3 separate regions of the Homo sapiens genome follow, and all the other regions are linked to region 1. A link is a loop called in an ENCODE intact Hi-C map of the cell type or tissue named here. Cell type or tissue: tibial artery. All regions are shown on one strand.

What was found. Hi-C counts contacts between places; a loop is a spot of excess contacts. Peaks named below come from ENCODE experiments on the same cell type or tissue, not always from the same donor. Only the 100,000 strongest peaks of a DNase experiment are listed, where the experiment ranks them.
Region 2: it touches region 1 in a loop (3-fold over the local background); 11 of 110 quality-filtered maps call a loop at or near these places.
Region 3: it touches region 1 in a loop (2.1-fold over the local background); 9 of 110 quality-filtered maps call a loop at or near these places.

Annotation. Positions count from the first base shown.
Region 1 is chr21:45,273,400-45,281,399 of GRCh38, reverse strand. It overlaps POFUT2 (protein O-fucosyltransferase 2), which reads left to right. Exons shown (of 9, transcript NM_133635.6): 5 at 3,231-3,297; 6 at 4,258-4,383. Among named protein-coding and RNA genes, the nearest start is that of POFUT2, 10 kb to the left of the region's middle. RefSeq lists an enhancer at 640-1,839. In tibial artery, no CTCF peak of the experiment used is centred here; DNase peaks (open chromatin) are centred at 3,909 and 4,549.
Region 2 is chr21:45,157,023-45,165,022 of GRCh38, reverse strand. The region is part of intron 2 of ADARB1 (adenosine deaminase RNA specific B1); the gene reads right to left. Among named protein-coding and RNA genes, the nearest start is that of LINC00334, 73 kb to the left of the region's middle. RefSeq lists an enhancer at 3,544-4,189. In tibial artery, no CTCF peak of the experiment used is centred here; DNase peaks (open chromatin) are centred at 1,402, 4,692 and 6,212; H3K27ac peaks cover 4,540 bases.
Region 3 is chr21:45,216,988-45,224,987 of GRCh38, reverse strand. It overlaps ADARB1 (adenosine deaminase RNA specific B1), which reads right to left. Exons shown (of 11, transcript NM_001112.4): 10 at 3,974-4,152; 11 at 1-2,970. The coding sequence ends at 2,791. Among named protein-coding and RNA genes, the nearest start is that of LINC00334, 13 kb to the left of the region's middle. RefSeq lists an enhancer at 4,131-4,697. In tibial artery, no CTCF peak of the experiment used is centred here; a DNase peak (open chromatin) is centred at 4,600; H3K27ac peaks cover 2,489 bases.

The sequences.
Region 1 (8,000 bases):
CTAGGCTGAATTGTTTTGGTTGTTGAGATGCAGCTTTAATGTTGTCCTGGGACTGGGTTCATTTCATGACAATATTCGGGTTTTGGAAGCCAGTCTGCCTACGTTTGGGGCCTGTGGAACAGTCTTGCCAGTCAGTTTTTTTGACTCACATTTACAGGTTAGAATGGAGCTGAGCCCAGAGGGGGCTTCCAACTAGATGGTCCTGATTTAGGAGAAACGCTTCTGCCGGGGAGCAGGGGGAAAAGGCGCAGTGGAAAAGGAGGCTGATGATGGGCGGTGAGGTCATCTGCCCCCAGCACCCAGGGAAAGTCTCTTCCGGGGGTTAAAGCCCTAATGGGAAGGTGAAGCTATCAAGCCGTCAGGAGAGGAGCCTCACCACCGTGGGGCAGAAAGCTTTCTTCAACAAGATGGGAAAAGCATGGACCAAAAAAGAAAGATTGGTAAAGCCAGTTACTTTAAAATCAAGAACTTTTGTCCATTAGAAAAATGGAGACAGGCCTCAGAGAGGGAGGTCCTGCAGCACATTTGATAAACTAAGGACTCTCTGGGATACAGGAGACGAAACTCAGCGAGTGAGGGACGGGCAGCCTGGGGTGAGGCGAGTCCAAGACGGGATCCGTGCAATTGAGACGAAACCCAGCGAGTGAGGGACAGGCAGCCTGGGGTGAGGCGAGTCCAAGACGGGATCCGTGCAATTGAGACGAAACTCAGCGAGTGAGGGACGGGCAGCCTGGGGTGAGGTGAGTCCAACACAGGATCCATGCGATTCAGGAGTAAGGACAGCTGCTGTTAATGCGAGCAGGTGCCCCCATTGCTGTCATGCTCGGGAAACCAACCGCTGTCGGGAGGACAGGCCTGCAGGGGCTCAAAGGCTGCTCCTGGAGCAAGAATCTGGTAAAACCCTGGGAACCCAGTGCACCCTGAATGCGGGACATGCACCCGCAGACCCCTGCCCAGGAACGTTCATAGCCTCCCCGGACCAGGAAAACACGTGCACCCCTCAGCCACGCACTGGATAGAGTGTGGTAGATCCACAGCTGAAGATGGGCAACCTGCTGCCGTGTTCAACAAAGAGAAATCAAGATATAATGCCCAGTAAAAAAAAAGAAAAAGATAAATGTAGTCATGTTCCATGTGCATGAAGGTCAAAGACAGTCCCGTGCATCGGAGGGAGAGATGGGAGGATGCCGGGGAGGCCCCTGAGGACGGGGCAGAGCAAGTGTGTGAAGCGCTTTCTTCCTCCTTGTTCCTCCACCCGGGTGGGGGCTGCACCGTGTTCATTTTGGAGCAGTTTGTCTACCTGTGCCCGTGCGGAATGTCCTCTACCCGCGCCCGTGTGGAATGTGCGTCTTGAAGTGCAGTATTGCATTTCATAAAAAGCCCTTAAAACGGCATTAGAAGCAGGGCCGGAGGCACCCACTGAATCCAGCTACACCCATCTCTCCAGAAATCGCCTCACATGGCCGCCTGTGCATGCAGCCATCTTTTGAAACACACGTGGAATCACCACACGTGCCCTCTCCATGCGGTTTTCAGTTTGCCCTTTCTTCCCACCCAGCCATTCACCTGGGTATTACGACACATGGACATCACCTCGTTCTTTTGCAGTTGTCTGTGTACAGATGGAAGAAAATGTGGCTTTTGGTTGTTTCCAGGTTTCTGTAGAAGAGTCTTTGTGTGAACCATGAGGGCGTAAAACTGTAGGATGCCACCCAGAAGAGGATGGCTGGGTGTGCCCTTGGTGCAGTCCTCAGAGTCCCCGCAGTGGCCGTGCACGGCTGGTTCCCAGGCAGCCACGAGGGCCGAGAGCTTCCATCTGTGTGGATCCAGTAGCAAAATGTGGAATCCTTGCTCTGTTCGTGTGTGTTTCTTTGATTTCAGAGTAAAACTACACTTTAAAAGCCTTTTGAAATGTTATTCTATAAAATGCCAACTTAGATATGTTGCTCATTTTTTCTCTGTAGAGATTACATTTTTTTGTTTGTTTGTTTTTTGTATTTTTTTTGAGACTGAGTCTTGCTCTGTTGCCCAGGCTGGAGTGCAGTGGCGCGATCTCGGCTCACTGCAACCTCAGTCTCCTGGGTTCAAGCGATTCTCCTGTCTCAGCCTCCCAAGTAGCTGGGGCTACTTGTGGCATGCACCACCGCGCCCGGCTAATTTTTTTGTATTTTTAGTAGAGACGGGGTTTCACCGTCTTAGCCAGGATGGTCTCGATCTCCTGACCTCGTGATCCGCCCACCTTGGCCTCCCAAAGTGCTGGGATTAGAGGCGTGAGCCACTGCGCCTGGCCAAAATTAAAATTTTTATTTTTCCTTAAAAATTTCTGCGTTTTTGTATTCCAGCCTTTACCACCCCAATATTCAGGTCTATTTGCTCACGGTCCATTTTGTGTGTTTCGTTTTTATTTTGCATCAAGAGCCCTGGGGGGAGTTTGGTGAGACGGTTGGCTCAATGGCTGGAATAGGAGAGGCACTTCCCACGTGGAATTAGGTAACGTGACAGTCACAGGCACCAGGATGACTTGTCAGACCCAAACTGGAGCAAGGAAGGCACTGAGGAGGAGGCACCTGCCTGCGAGTCTGAGATAAAGGCCAGCTGGAGGGCTCTCTGAAATAACCCCAGGACGTTCCTCACGTGCTTCACGCACCTCACCTTTCACAGCCGCTGCTTCAGTCGTGTGCCCGTGTTCCTGGGACTAGGTTTGCCACCGGACAAGGGTTGCAGTAATTCGGACGAGACGCTGTGGAAAGAATGCCTGCCCAGGAATGGCGTCTCTACCACGGAACAGATGCAGCTCCGGCTTTGAGCTCGAGTCAGTGAATTTGTTTCCAGGCAGCTTATGTGAACCTCTCCTTTTTGTCAAAGAAAACCTTCCCCCACCCTCCCCTCCTCAGGCACGCCTGCAGCTTGCCATAGCCGTCGGTGGATCCTGGATTCCAAGCCTTTTGCCCACTGTCAAATACACTCCTCAAATTAGGAGATACTTTTCTCTGATGTCATTCTGTTCGTTGACAGTAGGCATTAAAGCCCTCTCAGAACCGTGGTGTGGAGGCCAGACAGCAGCCTGCCTGTGTCTCAGCCATAACCACCCAACGCGCCCTGGTTAGTGTCCCTCGGAGACTTGGTCTCTGCTTCCTCGGCCCGGGGTTCTCCCAGTTTGTGCTCTGAGAGTGTGAATGTCATCATCCTTAACTCTTATAACTGTTTATTCTTCTGTTGTTTAAAAACAGGTCCGTGATGTTAGACAGAGCCGAGAACCTACTTCACGACCACTATGGAGGGAAAGAATACTGGGATGTGAGTGTTTCCTCGGGAGCGTTTTTCTCAGTTAGTGTATGTTGCCCATTATTTAGCTTTTGAAAATTTAAAACAGTCGACAGCTCTTTTTGAACCTTGCTGATTAAAACCATCATTTTAAGCCATGGATTTGGGCAACTGCGGTGACTGTGCCACCCCCAAGCCTCACGTGGCTGCAGAGCCAGGTCCTCGGGAGCCCGCAGGGCCACCCAGCTCTCCCCTCTGATGCCACAGGCCCTGAATGCGGTGGCAGCGCCCTGGAGTCAGCCCCGGAGTCAGTGACTCCGTCAGTGGCTGGAACGTAGACCCCTCCTTTCTCCTCTCTTTAGCTTTGAAAGGTGGGACTATTCTCTGCAGCGGGTCTTTTCCGTTGGCGTTGATTTCCGCATTGATGGGGTGACTTCCCATAGCCACCCCTGGTTCTGTGAGTGAGTGGGAGCAGAGGGCGGGAAGTGGCTGCCCCCTCCCGTGGACACAGCAGGCCTGCTGACGTGTTCACCAGGGCAGCAGCTTGTAAAGCCGGAACCTGCCTGCAGGAGACACAGTCCCTGCTCACGTGGGACTTTGTGCAGGTCAGTCCCACCCCGTTTGGCAAAGCAGGATGTGCTAACCGCCTAAGCTAGAAGTCGAGTTGGGGAGAGACTGAGGGGAAGGAGCTGCACACAGTTGTGCCAGCCAGGGGCAACGGCCAGCTGAGCCCAGTGTGTGCCGCAGCTTCCCACGGCAGGGGCTGGCAGAGCCGGCAGGGGTGGGCGGCTTGCCCTGCGTTGGCTTCATGCAGGAGACCCTCCAAGAGCCTCCACCGTGGATGGCGCTGCTTCTCAGGCGACCGTGGATGACGTGTCTGAGGGGCTTGTTCCAGCTGCGGGGGTGGGTGGTGGCAGCGACAGGAGAACCCGCTCCGGGAGGGCTGCGTGGCGGGCGGGCGTGTTCTCAGCCGAGCCGTCGCCGTTTCCACAGACCCGTCGCAGCATGGTGTTTGCCAGGCACCTGCGGGAGGTGGGAGACGAGTTCAGGAGCAGACATCTCAACTCCACGGACGACGCAGACAGGATCCCCTTCCAGGAGGACTGGATGAAGATGAAGGTAGCCCCCCTCCCTTTTGTTAATTAGAGAAAAGGTAAAGTCTCTCTGGAGATGCCCCACACTCAGGCCTTCCATGTAAAGTCACAGCAGGGTTGGCGTGTCTGTGGGCGTGGATGCCTCGGCGCCTCTCTGGAATGTGAGTCACAGTAATGACCTGCTCTCGGGAGGCGCCGGGACCCTGGGGCCCTCGTCATGTGCAGACTCAGGGAGTCACTCGGCCTGGCTTTACCTTTAGTAACACGGGCAGTCATGGCAGGCCCAGCGGACTCAAAGGTGTTCTCAGAGCGCGGCAAGGCCAGGAGCGCGGAAGCAGGAGCTCGAGGTGGTCAGAGGCACGTTCGGCCTTTTTCCCTCTTGACTTGATTGATAAAGAGAAAAAAGCAGCGTTCACCTGGACTCACCCAAAAGCACCATCAGTGCTGTTTTGGTCTAGAATCATCCTTTTCTTATTCTTTGTATATATTTTTAAGTGTTTTCTGAAAGTTTGAGTTTTTCTGTGATGTAATTTCAACAAATGTGTTGCTTTTTCAACTTGATATTGTTTTTAAGCATTTTCAGTGTCTGTTTTTAGCGTTTTTTAAACAAAACTTTCATAGAAGTGCCATTTTACTCGCTTGTTCTTTATGGGGTATTTGAGCTATTTCCAAGTGGAATAGCATTCATTGTTCCAGCAATAATTAAGTTACTTGGACAGTTTTTACTGGGGAAAAAATATAGAAGATTTTTTTTCATTTTTATCCCACTTGTGTTTCTTTTCAGTGTTTTTTTTTTATTCTTTTTAATTTTATTTTTAATTTTATTTAATTAATTTGTTTTTGTTTTCGTTTTGAGACAGAGTCTCACTCTGTCGCCCAGGCCGGAGTGCAGTGACACGATCTCAGCTCACTGCAACCTCTGCCTCCCGGGTTCAAGCAATTCTCCTGCCTCAGCCTCCCGAGTAGCTGGGATCACAGGCGCGTGCCACCGCACCCGGCTAATTTTTGTATTTTGAGTACAGACAGGATTTTCCCATGTTGGCCAGGCTGGTCTCAAACTCCTGACCTCAAGTAATCCACCCGCCTTGGCCTCCCAGAGTGCTGGGATTACAGGCGTGAGCCACTGTGCCTGGCTTATTTTATCATTTTTTTTTTTTAGCCTTAATCATTTTTGGGGAGCAGGTGGTGTTTGGTTACATGGATAAAGTGGTAGTTTCTGAGATTTTGGTACACCCATCACCCGAGCAGTGTACACTGTCCCCAATGTGTAGTCTTTTATCCCTCACCCCCTCCACTCTTCCCCTCGAGTCCCCAAAGTCCATTGTGTCATTCTTATGCCTTTACATCCTCATAGCTTAGTTCCCGTGAGAACATACAATATTTGGTTTTCCATTCCTGAGTTACTTCACTTAGAATAATGGTCTCCAGCTCCATCCAGGTTGCTGCAAATGCATTCATTTCGTTCCTTGTTATGGCTGATGTACCACATTTTCTTTATCCACTCATTGGTCAATGGGCATTCAGGCCGGTTCCATGTTTTTGCAGCTGTGGATTGTGCTGCTATAAACATGCATATGCAAGTGTCTTTTTCATATAGTGGCTTCTTTTCCTCTGGGTAGATACCCAGCAGTGGGATTGCTGGATCAAATGGTAGTTCTACTTTTAGCTCTTTAAGGAATCTCCACACTGTTTTCCACAATGGTTGTACTAGTTGACATTCCCACCAGGAGTGTCGCAGTATCCCTTTCACTGCATCCGTGCCGACATCCATTATTTTTGGGTTTTTAAATTATGGCCATTCTTGCAGGAGTAAGGTAGTATCCTGTTGTGGTTTTCATTTGCATTTCCCTGATCATTAGTGAAGTTAAGCATTTTTTCATACGTTTGTTGGCCATTTGTGTATCTTGAGAATTGTCTATTCCTGTCCCTAGCCTATGTTTTGATGGGATTATTTGTTTTTTCATGCTGATCTGTTTCATTTCCTTGTAGATTCTGGATATTAGTCCTTGGTCGGATGCAAAGTGTGCAAGTATTTCCTCCCACTCTGGGAGCTGTTCGCTGATTGTTTCTTTTGCCGTGCAGAAGCTTTTTAGTTTAATTATGCCCTATCTATTAATGTTTGTTTTTGTTGCATTTGCTTTGGGTTCTTGGTCAGGAACTCTTTGCCTAAGCCAGTGTCTAGAAGAGTTTTTCTGATGTTATCGTCTAGAATTTTTATGATTTCAGGTCTTAGATTTAAGTCTTTAATCCACCTTGAGTTGATGATCCAGTTTCATTCTTCTACATGTGGGCTGCCAATATCCCCACACCATTTTTGAATAGAATGTCCTTTCCCCACTTTATGTTTTTGTTTGCTTTGTCGAAGATCAGTTGGCTGTAAGTATTTGGCTTTATTTCTGGGTTCTCTTCTGCTCCACTGGTCTAGGTACCTATTTTTATAGCGGTACCATGCTGTTTTGGTAACTATAGCCTTGTAGGATAGTTTGAAGTTGAGTATTGTGTACTTCCAGATTTGTACTTTTTGCTTAGTAGTTTTGCTTTGGCTATGTAGGCTCTGTTTTGGTTCCATATGAATTTTAGGTTTTTGTTTTTTCTAGTTCTGTGAAGAATGATGATGGCATTTTGATGGGAATTGCACTGATAGATTGCTTTTGTAGTATGGTCATTTTCACAATATTGATTCTACCCATCCATGAGCATGGGATGTATTTCCATTAGTTTTTGTTGTCTATGAATTCTTTCAGCAGTGTTTTGTAATTTTCCTTGTAGAGATCAAGTTTTGTGGGTTTTTTTGGTTGTTTTTGTTTGTTTGTTTGTTTGCAGCTGTTGTAAAAGGAGTTGAGTTCTTGGTTTGATTCTCAGCTTGGTTGTTGTTGGTGTGTAGCAGTGCTACTGAGTTGTGTACATTGATTTTGTGTCCTGAAACTTTACTGAATTCATTTATCAGATCTGGGAGCTTTTTGGATGAGTCTTTAGGGTTTCCTAGGTATACAATTATATCATCAGTGAACAGTGACAGTTTGACTTCCTCTTTACTGATTTGGATGCCGTTTATTTCTTTCTCTTGTCTGATTGCCCTGACTAGGACTTCTAGTACTATGTTGAATAGAAGTGGTGAGAGTGGGCATCCTTGTCTTGCTCCAGTTCTCAGGGTGAATGCTTTCAACTTTTCCCCCGTCAGTATAATGTTGGCTTTGGATTTGTCATAGATGACTTTTATTATCTTGAGGTATGTCCCTTCTATGCCACCTTTGCTGAGGGTTTTAATCTTAAAGCAATGCCGGATTTTGTCAAATGCCTCTTCTGCATCTATTGAAATGATCATATGATTTTTGTTTTTAGTGCTGTTTAGGTGGTGTGTCACATTTGTTGACTTGGATATGTTAAACCATCCCTGCATCCCTGGTATGATACCCATTTGATCATGTTGTGTTATCTTTTTGATATGTTGTTGGATTCGGTTAGCTAGTATTTTGTTAAGGATTTTTGCATCTATGTTCATCAGGGATATTGGTCTGTTGATTTATGGAGGATTCCCTCTTTCTCTGTCTTTTGGAATAGTTTCAGTAGAATTGATACCACTTCTTCTTTCAGTGTCTGATTTCAGCTGTGAATTCATTGGGTCCTGGACTTTTTTTGTTG
Region 2 (8,000 bases), 120 kb after region 1:
CAAAGGCCAACTCCTTGTTCACCTGGCCATCCCGGGCAGCAGGTGTACCAATGCACATGTGTAAATCCTGTCACCTCGCTGCAGCCATCAGGCCAGACACCTGGAGACTACCTGGTTCTCTCTCCCCTCTCACCCCACACCCCATGTCACCAGCTCTTCTCCCAAAGTTGGGCTAAACACATCAGCCTGTCTGCTTCTGCGCTGCTGTTACCACTCAGCTTGTGCAGGAGCCTCTCTGCCTTCTCTTGACCCTGAGAGCCCCTCTCCTCGCAGCAGCCAGGGTTATGTCCTTATAAATAAAAAACGTGCTCTAACACATGCCCATGTGCTCATCGTCAGCCCTTCGCTATGCCCACCAGAGCCTCTCCAACTTCCTGGGGTGCTTCCCTGTTCCCTCCCTGCCATGTCCTCGCGCAAGGCTTCATCAGACCCCACCTTACTGCTCAAGTCCCAGCTCACACGGCACCAACCCACCCCACCGCCCCGCTCCCTCTCCCTCCACGCACAGTGCAATCCACAATTTGTCTCCCTGTTTGTGGCCTGCCTCTCCCAGTGGGCTGCGAGGCCCACATGGCTGGGGCAGGCTCGGTCTCCTCCACCCCTCCACCCCGGGCGCCATGCCTGCCCCCACAGGCATGCTGTACACTGAGTTCCTCCACCCCCGCCTTTTCCTTGGCAGCCCCAGTACTTGTGCCAACGCAGGGGCAAACTTGGGGCTTTCGTGGCCTACTTCAGGCCCTGTGGACACATTCAACAGCTGTCCTCCCCTGTCCAGAGTCTTCACTTGGCTGCTACAGTTGTTTCCTAAAAATAAACCAATCCTCTGAGTGCCGTAACATCCCTGAGACGCCTACACATCCTCGATGGTGCCTGCGACGTGGCAGTGGCTCTGCAGCTTTCTGCTCTTTAAAACAGGGCCATGTGTTGGTCTTCACCAGAAGGAAAAAGCATGAACTTCTATCATTTATTATTAATCTGCAATTTTTATTGAAAGGTGTCAACTGGATGGCAAGTGTTCAAATGTACACTAGTTCTCACCAGTTAAGGGATCAGCAAAAAAAGCACACAGCCCAAGGTGACTGTGCCGAGTGAACTCAGCTATGGCAACGTGGGACAGACAGCTACTCTGAGTCTACAGGAGCAGGGCCAATGGCCCCAAACCAAACACAGCAAGCATGGGGACAAGCGTGGCAGAGCACAGAGGGCCAGATGTCCCTCGAGTTTCCCTTCAGTCACCCCACTCACTGCTGCCTGGTACTCAGCATCCCCGAGCAGGCCCAGGGAGCACACCGTCCACACCCGACTCCCATAGGCCCCAGCAGCCCCCAGGAGGTCACACATGTGCTACTATTGTGGTGAAACTGCACAAGGCTCGCTGCTGTGGATGGAGCTGTGGATTCCACTGGCCTTGAGGGCCCAGAGTCAGCGTCCCCAGTGGGGGGCCTTGAGGGCCCAGAGTCAGCGCCCCTGGTGCAGGGTGGAGGTGGGGGGGAGATTCCTGGCTCCTTGTGCAAAGCTGGTTGCCCCTCCCCGCTCACTCCCCCGCTGGCCTGACCACCCTGCTTTTCCCACCAGGCCCTGAGCTCTGCTAGGACAGACTCAAGCCTCATCCTCAGTGTCCACAGCTCTCAGCCAAGTGCTTCCTGTGAGGAAGAACGTGGATGCTTCCAATTGTGATGTCCTCAACCAACTAATCACAGCCAGGGAATGTTACCTGTGCCCTGTTGCCTTTTGGGACCTTGTGGGCTGTATCCACTTTCTCCAAAACACATCTAAACTTGACTGTATACGAACTGACCTCTAAGTCCTTAAATCAGAAATATTTGTAAATGAAAAGGCTTTAAACTGGTTACTATTGATGTGAAAGGGATCTACTTAGTACAATCCTCATTAACAACTGTTTTCCCAGGCAGCTATTAGCATCCTCTTCTAAGGAACAGAAACACCTCATGGGTCACTCTGGATGGGAAGCCTCTGACCAGCCTGCCGTCTGCAAAACGACAGTTGGCCGAGTGGGCAAGGGAGCACTGGGTGAGAGTCTGGGACTGAGCCTGTTTCAGGCCCTCGAGCTCTCCGACCTGGGTCTGAAGTGTCTGGTGCTGTGAGTTAAGATTCACATCTGGGTCTGAAGTGTCTGGTGCTGTGAATTCAGACTCACATCTTCTTGGAGCCTGTTTCAGGCCTTTGAGCTCTCCAACCTGGGTCTGAAGTGTCTGGTGCTGTGAGCTGAGAGTCTCTCCCATCTTCTTGGTTGTGGTTCTATAGGCGGAGCAAGCCCTGGTGATTCAGTGCTAGCACAGCACCTGCATGAAGGAGCGCTCATGGGCATCAGCTACTGTCCCTAAAGCAAGGAGTGGGGCTTTCATGGACAGATCTGCATGCCCCTGCTTCCCCATGTCCCTAGTCAGGTGTGGCTCTTTTTGGTAAATCAGAACCCAGTGTCATAGGATCCTCAGGGTATCATTTTTCTGGCCAGAAACCTCCATCACTGGTGGCGCCTTTACCCGAGTTTTGCTTGGGCCTGCTGGGCTCATTCTGCCCACACAGCCTGGCAGGCTGCGCTCGGCTCACACTTCCAGCCTGGATCCCATGCCTGCCAAGGGGGAGCCAGGTGTGGAGTGGCAAGGGGTGTGTGAGTGAGTGGGCGTGGGGTCCAGCCATTGTGTACAGCCAGGCAGGCGAGACGGGCAGACCTAGGCACTGGCATGGACACTGGCTCCCTGCAAGGCTGCAGCTGAACCAGGCATACCACACACAGCTTCCATGGCTGAAACCAGGGAATACGGTAGTGCCCAGAAGCTTGGAAACACCAGGAACCGCAGGGCCCCAAAGGGGGCGTCACTGCCCTGGCTCAGGGAGCTCCTAGGTCTGGGCTCCTTGAAGGGCTGCAGCTCTTCTCTCCTTCTCTCCTCCTCTCCTCATTGCCTGCAATGTGGCAAACAATGGGTGTGTTTCAGCCCTGTTTGTGTTACAGCTCTTTCAGACCTGCCATTCAGCAGGTCCTGAGTTCTTCTCCCATGTCCAGGAAGAATGAGGTGCGTGGACAAGTGGAAGGTGAGCAATGTGAAGAGGTGCTTCATTGAGTGACAGAACAGCTCAGAGAGACCCACAGTGGGCAGCTATTCTCCATAAGCAGGTCATCCTGTCTTCTGCCCAAGTCTGGCTGAGTCCGGGGGTTTTTATGGGCTTCAGAGGAAAGTGTGTGCTGATTGGTGCATGGGCAGTCACGGGTGAGCCCTGGAAAAGCACCGTAAGTTCTCACTCCGGTCTGTGGAACTGACAGCCTGGGCCCCAGGCCTTAAGTCCTCTGTAAGCTGAAGGTGGAGTTTCACCAGGGACCCTCCCCTTTCTTCCCAGGAGCTTGTCTGCCTCCGGCCACCATTATCCTGCCATCCACAGTGTGCATGGCATCCAGAGTGTTCCTGCCGAGGGGCGGCTGCAAGGCCTGCGCTGTGCTTCCCTCAGCCCCGCGTTGGCCTCCCTCTCATGCTTGTCAGCACCCAAAGTCTGGGGGTGCCGAGGCAGCAGGGTGCTGGCATGTCAGCACTGCCCTGAGCAAACACACACCCAGCCAGGTTGTGACAGTGTCCCAGCTCGGCCACAACTTTGATCTGAAACTGGAGCAGGTGCTGGGAGTGGGGACAGACCAAGCAGTGGGAGCAGGCACTTCTCAGCCTGTCGGGGCAGGGGGGCTTCCTGGGCCCTGGTGAGTGCAGGGATGCCTGGGTCCACAGCTTCTAATGGACGGCTGCAGCTGTGCCCAGGATGGCAGGGCTCCTGCCCCTCCAACTTGGAAGGGGGTGGGGCTTCCACCTGTTCCCGGTTCCCACCAACTTGCGGAGCACAGAGCCCTAGCCTCCCCCGCTGCAGCTGACACCACGGCAGCAGCAACTCCAGACAGGCTGCAGCTGCCATCACCAGCCTCATCCACACTACAAAAACTGATATTGACTAAAACACTAGATGGTACTGACTACAGCAAGCAAATGCAGGCCAATTAATCCTGCCAAGTTATTTGCAGTATAAATCCTATAAAGCAGATCTTTAAAACCCTGGCTATTTATACTCTCAGAAGAATTACAGTAATTCTTACAGAAATATATTTTCAGTCATGTTTCAACTTGTTTTCTGTTAACCTTCTAGGTGCACACCTTCTATGTAAGTCGATTACTTAACAACACAATGACCCTAACAGAAAATAGGATAATAACACAGAGTTCAACTTGTGGAAATGAACAAAAAAGGAGTAAAACCCAAATTCAGTACACGCTCTGTAAGGAGGACACTCACCATAATGAAATGATTAAAAGGCAAATAAAATTCTACCTTGTTTACAATAAAATCCATAACGTTATGACTGGAAGTCATATCCAGGAAGATTTTTAGTAAGAATTCCAGACACATAAAATCTAGAACATGCTGCTTATATTTAATTAATTAACAATATTTAGCACTGAGATAACTAAACAGAAGTAAGCAACTGGAAGTATTTTAAAAAACACAATCATCATGGCAAAGCAGTGCTGGGGCAACTCTAAGGGAACAAAGCTGAATCAGAGAGCATGGTGAGCGTTACAAATGTGCATGGAACATGTGAACACACATACATCACAAGACAGTAAGCAAGAAGGCTGAAAGCCACTCCTTTTAATGGGAGTTAAAACAACCAAACAGAAAGAGACTATGCGAACGTCTGTAAGCCCTCCCACTGCAGCGGCTCCCGGCAGGGATCTCCCACCTCCTTCGGTCCAGCTCTACGAGGATCTGTGAAAATGATGGAGGTTAATTCCTTCAGTTACCTGCACCCTGAGTCCACTGGATAAAGACCATGTGTTTTCCTTCCATCTAAGGGACCTGGAGCATGTGCCTTGACAGAAGGCAGCCCCTACCCGATGGGCCTGGAGGCAGACATGGTGACCTCCCTGAAAGAGAACCAGGTTTCTGTGGTCAACCTTCCAGCAGCCTACTATGATCGATAATTGTCTTTAGACAAACACCCAATTAAAAAATGTGAGCAAAATTCATAAAAGAATAAATGCAAACAGGCTTTAATACGTTGACTTTTGAAAGTTTCCTTTCATTTTGCAGAAAGCAAAGATAGTTTTCAAAGTGACACACAGCGCATGGAAGTGACAGGTTGGCTCAGGAACAGGGAAAAGGGTCACTTTCTATGGTGAGCAGCACCCATCTGGCCTCTTGGAAGCCAACACGGCCAGGCCTCCCATGGGGAGCAGCCCCCTTGGCCTGACATACCTTGTTCACACTGCTGTCCAGAGGGTAAAACAATCCCAAAAGTCAGAAGAGGCTGGCAATGGGAGAGGACTATGGTGGTTAAGAGGTGCAAAGGGGCCTATTCGCCTCCCATTGGACACCAGGAATGAAGCTGGAGGGATGCGGCCACCCCTCTTGTATGCTCACATCATCCTCCAAGGCAGAAGTAAGGCATTACTGAGCCCCTGGTCATAGTAAGACAAAAATATAAAGCCTTAAACACTTCTAAATCTAATTCTAGTACTACGAATTGGAAGAAAATTATTATGGTTTTGCTCCCATTCAAAGATTTAGCTTCAAGGATGATGATATAGTTTGGCTGTGTCCCCACCCAAATCTCGTCTTGAATTGTAGCTCCCATAATTCCCACGAGTGTGGGAGGGACCCAGTGGGAGATAATTGAATCACAGGTGCAGTTTCCCCCATACTGTTCTCGTGGTAGTGAAGAAGTCTCATGAGATCTGACTTTTTAAAAGGAGTTTCCCCTTTCGCTTGGTTCTCATTTCTCTCTTTGCTGGCTGCCATATAAGACGTCCCTTTGTTCCTCCTTCATCTTCCGTCATGATTGAGAGGCCTCTGCAGTCATGTGGAACGGTGAGTCAATTAAACCTTACTTTATAAATTATTCAGTCTTTATTAGCAGTGTGAAAACAGACTAATGCAGATGATCACCTTTGCTTTTTCATAAAGTTTATTTTGTATCTATGTTTCCGAATTCTTACAATGAACATGTACTGCTTCCATAAGAAAAAAAATAAATTTTATTCTAAGCCTCCCTCCCACATACACGAATATGCCTTACTCTATACAGAATTCCACATGCAGTCTGGAAGGGGAGCAGACCCACGGGAGACTGAGTCACACTCCAACCCACCACAAGCTGTCTCTGCAGTCTTATCTGCAACCACCGTCAACCGAAAGAACGGCACACTTTTCCATGATATTACACAAAATATTGTATGCCCTGTACATTCTAGCATACTGTCAGGTCTCAGACAGCCTGTGCAGTTGGCCCAAATACAGGCAGAATAAATAGCTGCTAAGCAGAGGGACACCCGCGGGGTGTGGGGATGTGAGGAAGGTAGGACAGCTCAGGGTGCTTTGGTGGAGGAAACACATATGGGACCTGTGAGCCCTGGGCATGAGGCTGCTGCACAGTGGCCTCGGGGAGGTCCCTCCCCAAATCCCCAAGAGCCACAAAATGATGTCACTGGTACAGGACCAAAGATCCCTAAACTCTCTGACCCAATTTTGCAAATCTAAGGCATTTATTCCATCCTATTATCACTACTACAACATACTATATATTTTACACCTAACAAATTATGTGTTTTATAAGGCCTAGAGCAAAACTTCCAGATGGTCCCGTTTGCTTCCACATTCTGCCTCACTGTGTTCTACACTGATACCCTCTTCAGATGGGACTCTGGAGGCGATGATCAGAAAGAACCCCCAAAGGATGAGGCCAGTGGCTGAGAGAACAATGGACAAGGGAGTTCCCCCCTCCCGCCCCAACCCGAGAAGAATCAGGGTCTGGAGAATGAGGATGCTCCCTGCTGTGCAGGGTGCAGGAAGCTGGCCAGACAGGGCCAGGCTGGGCCCTTCCGCCTCCTCTCCTGCATAATTGTATTTTATCGCAGTTACCCTGTCCCTGTGTGGCTCCCAGGCTGCTGGCCCAAGAAGAGCCACAGCCAGACCAACGAAACAACAATCAGTGATCACCCCGAGGTCTGGACACCAGCTGGAAAGAGGTGATGGGCAAGGACACAGGCTCGCCTCCTGTGGGGGTGCTGTGCAATTTGTGGTGTGTGCCACTGCATCTGGGCCAACTCACACAGCTTCCTGCGTGCTTCTCTGTATTCTTTCTCACCTTTCTATTGCTGGACTAGAAGCAACTGCCAGGGTGACTTCTGTTAGAGAACAGAGCTTAAGGATGGAAGAAACCTAGGTCCCTGAGTGACTTCGAGGGCCAGCTGTGCCACAGAGCATCACCCTTGCTTCTGATGTGGTCACAAGCCCTGGCCCTTCTTGTCCCTCTCCCTCGTTACCCCCACCCTATGCACATATGTCCATACATGTTCACACATACAGAGCCACACTGATCCACACGCTTGTTTCCCGCCTCAGTCAGGCATGCCTAAGCAATGGCAAGCTTTAGAAAGCCACATGAACTGCTGAAGGAGACATCCAGCAACAAAATCACAGGTCAGAGCCGGCACACGAGAGCACAAACCTTCACAGGGCCCTGCCTTCGTGAAGTTGCTCCGTCCTTCACAGTGCAAACGCAGCAGCAATGCATTTGAAAGACTGTCCACTTTGCTCTACTTAACACAACCTAAGTAAGTTCCTGCTTATTTGAAAATTGTAGTTAATTTTCTGGAATCAAAGGGAAAAAAAAGACAACGATGTAAACTTTATTTTCAATATTAACACTTATAACTGCACTAAGAATTGGCACTGTTCAATCTGCTTTGGATCCAATTTCCATGGTATTTCAAGTGCAATTTCACAAATCTACTTCTACATGCTTACTTTAGAATTTCAACTGTTAACCTAGAGTGTATGCACCTGTGCTTGAAATGCACCCTGTAGCTGAGAGGAGCTCCTGCCCAGGCAGCAGAGTCTTTCTTGTGCTGCGAGGCCCATCAGCACAGATGCAGTGAAAGGTACACACATAGCCATTACAACGGGTTCTAGGAGATCTGGGCCTTCTATCCATAACGCTGCTG
Region 3 (8,000 bases), 56 kb after region 1:
GAATTTTCTGCTAAGTCTCTAAAAGCCACATCAAGGACACTGGATGGAGAGTGACACGTCAATGAAACAGCTATAGTCTAAAAGTGCACACCGAGCGCTCAGAAGGGAGGGATTAAAGTGCTAAGGTCCCCGATCTGTCTCACGGAGGAGTCAGCGTTCTGTATTTTGTTTATTTTTTTTCTGATTACAGATGAGCTGTCCTAGGAGCAGTGCAGAGCCTCTGGTCCCCTGCACGTCACCTTCCTCCCCACAGCCGCCCCGCCCAGGGCTCCCCGAAACCAGTTCCTTCCTACAGCCGCCCCCTGCCCCGGCCCAGGGCTCCCGGAACCCAGTTCCCCCTGACAGCCACCCCGCCCAGGGCTCCCTGAACCCAACTCCTCCTCACAGCCGCCCCCCAGTAGCCCCCTGCCCAGGGCACCCCGAACCCAGTTCCCCCCAACAGCCGCCCCGCCCAGGGCTCCCCGAACCCAGTTCCTCCCCACAGCTGCCCCACCCAGGGCTCCCAGAACCCAGTTGCCTTGGCTGCCTTCCTCCTGCCTGGACGGCTTGGGATAGGGTGCCCTGTGCCTGTCCTCAAGGCCGCACGAGTCCACCCCGGAAAGGTGCCACCTCACATGGTCTCAAGGTAGCTGCTCAGGCCCCACAAGGTGAGGCACTCACTTATTTGGGGTGGTACAGGGAGCAATCATGCTGACTTTAGCTATTACCTGACAGAAGGGAAAAGCCAGACATACCGGGTAGTTTTGTATGTATATGGAATATATTAACACTAAACTTGGTAACCAAAATCCACATATTTTTAAAAACGAAGTCCATCTCCCAATCCCCATTAGAAAAAAATACAATTTATCAAGACAATAAAAATGCACAGACTTACAAGGTGTTTTTTCTAGAGTGTGCAAGAGCCTGCTTGGGGGAAAGCCAGCGACAACAGACCCCTCTCCTTCTGCAGGTGCAGAACCCCAGCGCGATCTGCCTGAACAAAACCCCACTGTGGTGACGGAGCGGCAGAGACGCCTGCTGTGACTGCTTCAGGGAGACAACTACCCTCTTCGGTGGAGGAGGAGGCTGCTGTGGGGCAGATGTTCTAGCCGCTGAACCCGGTCATGTCCCCAACAATGAGCCCTAAGCAGCACCCCTTCCTGCCGTGCTGCGACGAGATCTGTGTGGACACACGTGGATGGGGCTCCTGACATCAGGAGGCACACCCCCCGCCGAAGCCACGGTGTTTCAGTTTTGGGGTCTGAGCTCCCAGCGTCCGGTGGGAGGATGACGCCCCTCTGCCCCTGCTCTGGTTTCCTAGGCTCATCACGGACACACAGGTGCCAACACCCTGGATTTCGCTGTGGCAGGTGTATGCTGTGGGGTAAGGTCTGCACCAATCTCTCCCCATGGCCCCAGGAGACCCACCTGAACACCCTCTAGAGCCTTGGAGCTGGGCACTGCACTGGCAGGCAGAGCACTTCTCTCAGCTCCTCTTTCATCCTGAGCGGAGGCAACAAGGCACCTGGTGCAAATCTCTGAGCTTGGTGGAGGTGGTCCACACAGGGCCCTCGCCCGCCGCGCTCCTGACCTCCCGGGCTGACTCCCTCTGTCGTGGGGCCGTCCCGTGCACGCTGGGCGCTGGGCAGCCCTGAGCTCCCGTCAGGACTGTCAATGTCTGGCCTACACTACGCCAGCAGCACGTGGTCTCACCAGCTCTCACTTGGATGCTTTTTATTTTTCAAACATGTCTTTGATAAAGCTGGAAACAATAATTTAAAACTATGGCATTTTCCAAGAATGAGTATCTACTGAAATCATTCTACTTCCATCCTGTGAAGGCCTTCGGGCGGTCACCCACATCCATTCGATTCAGAGGAAGGAACAGAGGGAACTTAGGCCATGTATTGTGCAGTAGCCCTCGTGATTCCTTCTAGTCCATAAAAGTTAAATATCCTTTAAAAAACCTGAATGAATGGCCAGCCTGGGATTACTGGCCATGTATTATCTGTGATTACTTAGAAGTAAACTGAGAAAAGTTTTCCATGATCTGATCCTACAAGGAGTACAGAAGCTTCTAGAGGAGGCTGAGGGCTACAGGGGCCTGGGTCACGCCTCTGCAGGACACACAGTCACTGCTGCGGGACCCCATGTGCATGACAGGGCCACGCTACACCATGCTGGGAGTCTGCTCCTCAGGGAGAGACTGTTACAACCTAGTGTGTGGAACTACCCAGGGAGGTACCTACGGAGAAAAGAGACCTAAGTTTAGACAGACGTGTGGCGATTTCCTTTAGGCTACTATTTCCTACCTCTATTTTCCCACCCTCCTCCATATATAGATGCTTTTTTGCAATTAAAATAATGTGGCATAAAAGTGACCTGACACAATTACTTCCTATTTTATAAACCACATTCCTAGCTCTGAATAAATTATTTATTCAAGAATTTCACACAAAGTAATTTCTATTTTCCTAAACTTAAGGAAGCCCTACTCAGTAGAACTCAATTTCTAAACGTAAACCGAGATTGAAAGCAGTCACTGGACGGTTCAGAAGGGGAAATGCTGCGGCAGAGAGATGCCAGGCGGCGATGCTGGGCCCTGACGCACCCCATCCCCTCCCCACACTGCGCACCTGCCCCAGGTCTGATGTGAGATGCTGGGGACAACCGTGGACACCTGGTGGTCCCCCGTGTCCCCCTACTCCCTCCCCAAGGTATGCACCTGCCCCCAGTTCAGATGTGAGGTTCTGGAGGATGACGCTGGATGCCCACAGCCCCCTGCACCCCCCATCATGTCTGCCCGGGTCAGGGCGTGAGTGAGAACTGGTCCTGCTCGGTGGGCTTCTCCACCCAGGCCCCCAGCCCCGCCTTGATGAAGGCTGTGAACAGACGCGCCTTGGCGGCCTGGTACTCCTTTGCCGCCAGCTTGGACTCATGGTACACGTTGGGCTTGGTAATCTTGGAGCGTAGTAAGTGGGAGGGAACCTGTGAAGGGATAAAAAAACAAATGCAACTGTTGACGCTGTAACAGATGAAAACAACACCTAATAAGATACCAAAACATGGCCTTCAGAACTGCATTGGCTTCTGGGGGGAAAGCAACCCAGAGGAAGGCGCCTTCTGCCAAGGGAACGGCTTCACACAGAACAAGGTGCGGCGTCTCCTAAGGGCTGAGTTATTGCCAAGTTCCAGTCTTGCTGGTCAAACAGGCAGCTACAGACCCCCGAGTTCTGAAGACATGCTTCTGGGAAACCACCAATAGTGGATTCACGTTTCATTTTTAACTCTAAGAAGCACCACGGATGTTATGTGTGTCATCACCCTGATGACCTCGGAGGCCTTCCCTCATGCGGCCAGTAACTCCTTCTGTGTGGACCTTGGACTTGTGGCAGCTGGCCTGGGTGCTGCCCCTGGTGAACAGGACCCTCCCGGGCACTGTCCCTTCTGGCTATACCTCCCATGCCAGTGCACAATGCTGGTCTCAGAATAAACAGATGCCATCTACTTGACTGAAGAATACACACAAACTAGTAATACCCTGACTTACTATATAAAGTTTTATTCTGGGGAAAAAAGGGCCCCACAGCTAATTCAAAAGGTTTAAAAACTCCACTGGAGGGTTATCACAATCCAAGCAATTTTTATGTTGCTGAGAAGGAGGGGACAGCAGGGTGACTGGCCCTGCGTTTTGCATAATGACTTTCAATATCTGAGAGTAAGAGACGTTTCCACCACACACAGTGGCCTGGCAGTGGGTGTTACCCTGCAGCAGGGAGGAAAAGAGCTGCCTTTGAGATGGCATTAAGGTTTCAGGGACGTAGCCACACTTCTAAGCTAAAACAATCTGAAGGAAGAATCATTCCAAGTGATCGTTTTCGGAAGCTGTGCATGATGACATGATGAAACAACTTAAGGAACAGTAGGTGTGAGGACAGACAAGCTATTGGGGAGGTGGAGCCGGCGCATTGCGGTGAGGGCGCCTCAGTACCTTGCCGTGCACACGCATCCAGCGACAGTACAACGCGTGCTTACACAGGCGGGACGCGCGGCCCAGCTCATCCTTCCCAGTCGTGGCGTTGATGACCTCAATAGCGGAGTCGCCTACCGTCCAGTTGACACTGAAGTTGGGGGCCTTCCCTGGCTGCCGTGCTTCTGCATTGCTGATGCCTGAAACGGAAGACACAGGAAGGTGGTGTGAAGCCCGCTTTCACCCCCAGGGAGGGAGCAGCCACGGGCGGCACACTGTGCTCAGACATGGCCACAGAAGTGCGTGGTGGGGGAATTCTGCCTGCCGAGGAATATACGCAGACTTGAGCGTGCATCTGCCGTGGCAGTGGCCTCACACTCTTCCACGGCCACCAGAATAGGAGCAGTGCTGAGAAAGCAGAACTGACCCACGGGTATGCACTTGTCTGACAGGGCAGGTGGGCAGAAGATTGACAGAAACCTGAAATCATGAGACTTCCTGACAAGTGTGTCTTTTCTCACTCTGGCACTGACGGAGCCAGGAACCTTGGCAGCCTGAGAGTGGATGGGTGGGAGCCACTTCTGAGACTAATGCAGGGTCCCATGAGGTCGTGCAGGTGGGGGTTGCTCCTGTATCACACCACCTCTGGCGCTCATGCCTGCATGTGCTCCCCTGCCACTGAGAGGCCAGGCATGTTCAGGTCACGTGGCTTTGCATGTGTGACATCCATGATGCAATAGGAAACCCTAATTCTTAACAAGAGTCTTGAAAAAGTTCATGGAAAATGCTTATTATGAAAAAACCTCATGGATTTCAAAATTTTTTGGCACCAAAATAAACTTGTACTAACTTGCTGAAACATGTCTGAATAGGATCTAGTTTGAGGCACTAAGAAGATTAAGACATCTGTTTGAAAAGCGCTCCTATCAGAGCTACATGACTTCTGCTAAAATTGAAGCAAGAACAAACATCAAACAGGAGATAAAAATAGCTTTTACAAAGACAATCCTGAAGAAAATGCATAATCCAAAAAAAAAAAAAAAAAAGGCTACCAAGAGGCAGAAGGGGCCCAGTCAAAGCACAGGCTGACTGGCCAAAGCACAGGCCATGGCAGCATTTTTGGGATGCTCAAGGCGTTTTGCTTGTTGGGTTCACATGGAGGGCCAAAGGATGGTAATATCTGCTTATGATGACAGTGTTTCAAGAAAGTGAGCCAAAGCTTTAGCAGAAACCCCCTGGGGAAGCTTCGCCAGAGACCTTCACCATGACAAAGCGCCTATTTATTCCTCTCATCAAACAAGGGCAAGTGTGTGAGGGTTTCGAGAGGAAATCATGAGCCATCCACCTTATGGTGGTTGCAAATCCACCTCATTTGGCTCCTTCTGACTTCTTTTTGTTTCCTAATCTCAAAAATTCCTTAAGGGGCATGCTTAAGGAATTTTTCTTCAGTTACTAATGTAAGAAAGACTGCACTGACATGGTTAAACTCCCAAGACATTCAGTTCTTTTTTTCGAGACGGAGTCTCACTCTTGTTGCCAGGCTGGAGTGTGTGGTGCGATCTTGGCTTGCTGCAACCTCCACCTCCTGGGTTCAAGCGATTCTCCTGCCTCTGCCTCCCAAGTACCTGGGACTACAGGCGCGTGCCACCATGCCCAGCTGGTTTTTGTATTTTTAGTAGAGATGGGGTTTCACCATGTTGGCCAGGATGGTCTCAATCTCCTGACTTCATGATCTTCCCGCCTCGGCCTCCCAAAGTGTTGGGATTACAGGCATGAGCCACCACACCTAGCCACCATTCAGTTCTTTAGGGACAATCTAAATGGCTAGGATCAGCACTTACAAAAATGTCTTGAATTTGATGGAGCTTATGTTGAGAAATAATGTTTATATCTTTAAACATTTTTTTATCTTTTAACTTTATGAACTTTTTGAAGTACCCTTGTACTTATTTTCTTGCTGTGTTTAAACGATCTCATCTTAACTAATCACAGGCTAATTCTGCAGGGTTGAAAGTTTTTAAAAAGACACTTGCATAACTCGGAATTGAATACATGTATCTGCATTTATATATTGAGCTTGATAATTCATATCACATGGATGTTATAGGCCACCAAAATCAAAACTAATTTGGGATATGAATCTTTAGAACATGCTTAGAACATGGGCAGACTCATATTCTGAACCCAGACACTGAACTGTCAAGCCCACTGGCCAGAAGCAGCACACTGCACTCTCAGATGACTCAGTACAACTCACTTCGTGCCCTGTGGAGGCCACCCCCACCCCGTCACCATGCTCACTTGCTTTCAATGACCATTTATCCCTCCCTTGGAGAGATATCAAAACCCAGATGACAGTTCACTGTTCAGAGTAAGGAACCCAGGCAGAGTGTAGCAGATCCCCTGAATTGAGAGTCAAGGGAAACCAAGTCAGCCAGATTTCATAAGACAGAGTACCGGAAGGAAGAGACATGCAGACAGAGTGAGCCCTGGAGATACGCAGAGGGTGTCCTTGAATATCCTGCGGAGCACTGATCAGAGTAGGCATGTTACTCAATCAAGGCTGGGAAACAGCCTCCTGAGAGAATGGAAAAGTGCCTGACATTCACATATAGAAGATACAGACATAAAGATATAAAAAGGCCTAAGCCAAATTTCTAGAGAGGAAAACTACAATGTATTAGATAAAAAATACACTTGATGGGACTAACCACAGAATAGAAACCGCAGAAGAAAAGATTAGTGAACTTAAAGACACAGTAACAGAAACTACCAAAAATGAAACACAAAGAGAGAAAAAAAGAACAGAAAATCAGTGATATGGGGCAGGTTTAGGTAGGGTGAAATATGTGTAATTAGATTTCATGACGGTGAGGAGAGAGAAGGGGGAACGGAAAATATATCTGAAGAAAGATGAATAAAAAATTTCCAAATTTCATGAAACCAACAAACCCATGGATTAAAGAATTTCAATGAATCCCAAGCACAAGAAACATGAATAAAACTATATACCAAAGCACAACAGAACAAATTGTTCAACACTAGTATTAAGAGAAAATCTTAAGCAAACCCAGAGCAAAAAACACACAGAGGAATAAAGATAACAACACATTTCTTACTGGAAACAACGCAAACAACAAGTCAGGGAAGCAATGTCTTTAAAGTGCTTAAAGGAGAAAAAGGACCCTGCCATTCCAGCAGAAATATATTTGTACAGCAAAATATACTTCAAAATGAAAGCAAAATACTTTCCCAGACATACCAAAGCTGAAATAATTCATCATCAGAAGACTTGTGCTACAAGGAATGTAAAAGGAAGTCCTCCAGCCAGAAGAAAAAATGATACCAAAATGGAAATCCAGATCTATACAAAGAATGAAGAGCCCTGGAAATGATAGCTACATGGATAAATATACAAGAGGTTTTTTTCTTATTATTTAAATTCCTTTAAAAGATAATTATTAAGATGAAAATAATAAGATGTGGATTTTTTTAACACATGCAAAAGTGTCTGAAAACAATACCACAAAGGTTGGGAATGGAAAAACGAAAGTATCCTGTTGTAAGGTTCTTTTACTATATGTGAAGTAGTATAATATCACTTGAAGGGAGATCGTGGTAAGAATGCATACTATAAACCCTAAAAACCACCACCAAATTAACAAAAGTTACAGCTCAAAAGTCAAGAAGGAGTCAAAATGGAATCATCAAACACACCCAATTAAGGCAAAAGCAGTAAGAAAATGAGGAAAAAGTGAACAAAGAACATATGAAACACGTAGAAAATAAGTAGCAAGATGAAATTTAAACCTAATAATATCAATAATCACAATAAATGTAAATGGTCTAAGTACCTCAGTGAAAAGGCAGAGATTGTCCATGGTGGGAGAGAGAAGCAAGATCCAAACATATAAATATATATAAATATATGTCTATAAGAAACATATTTTTAAGATAAAGTACTTTAATATAAAGGGATAGAAGATACACTGTGCTAACACTAATCAAAAGAAAGTTGAGGAGGTTATATTAATCTCAAAACAAATTT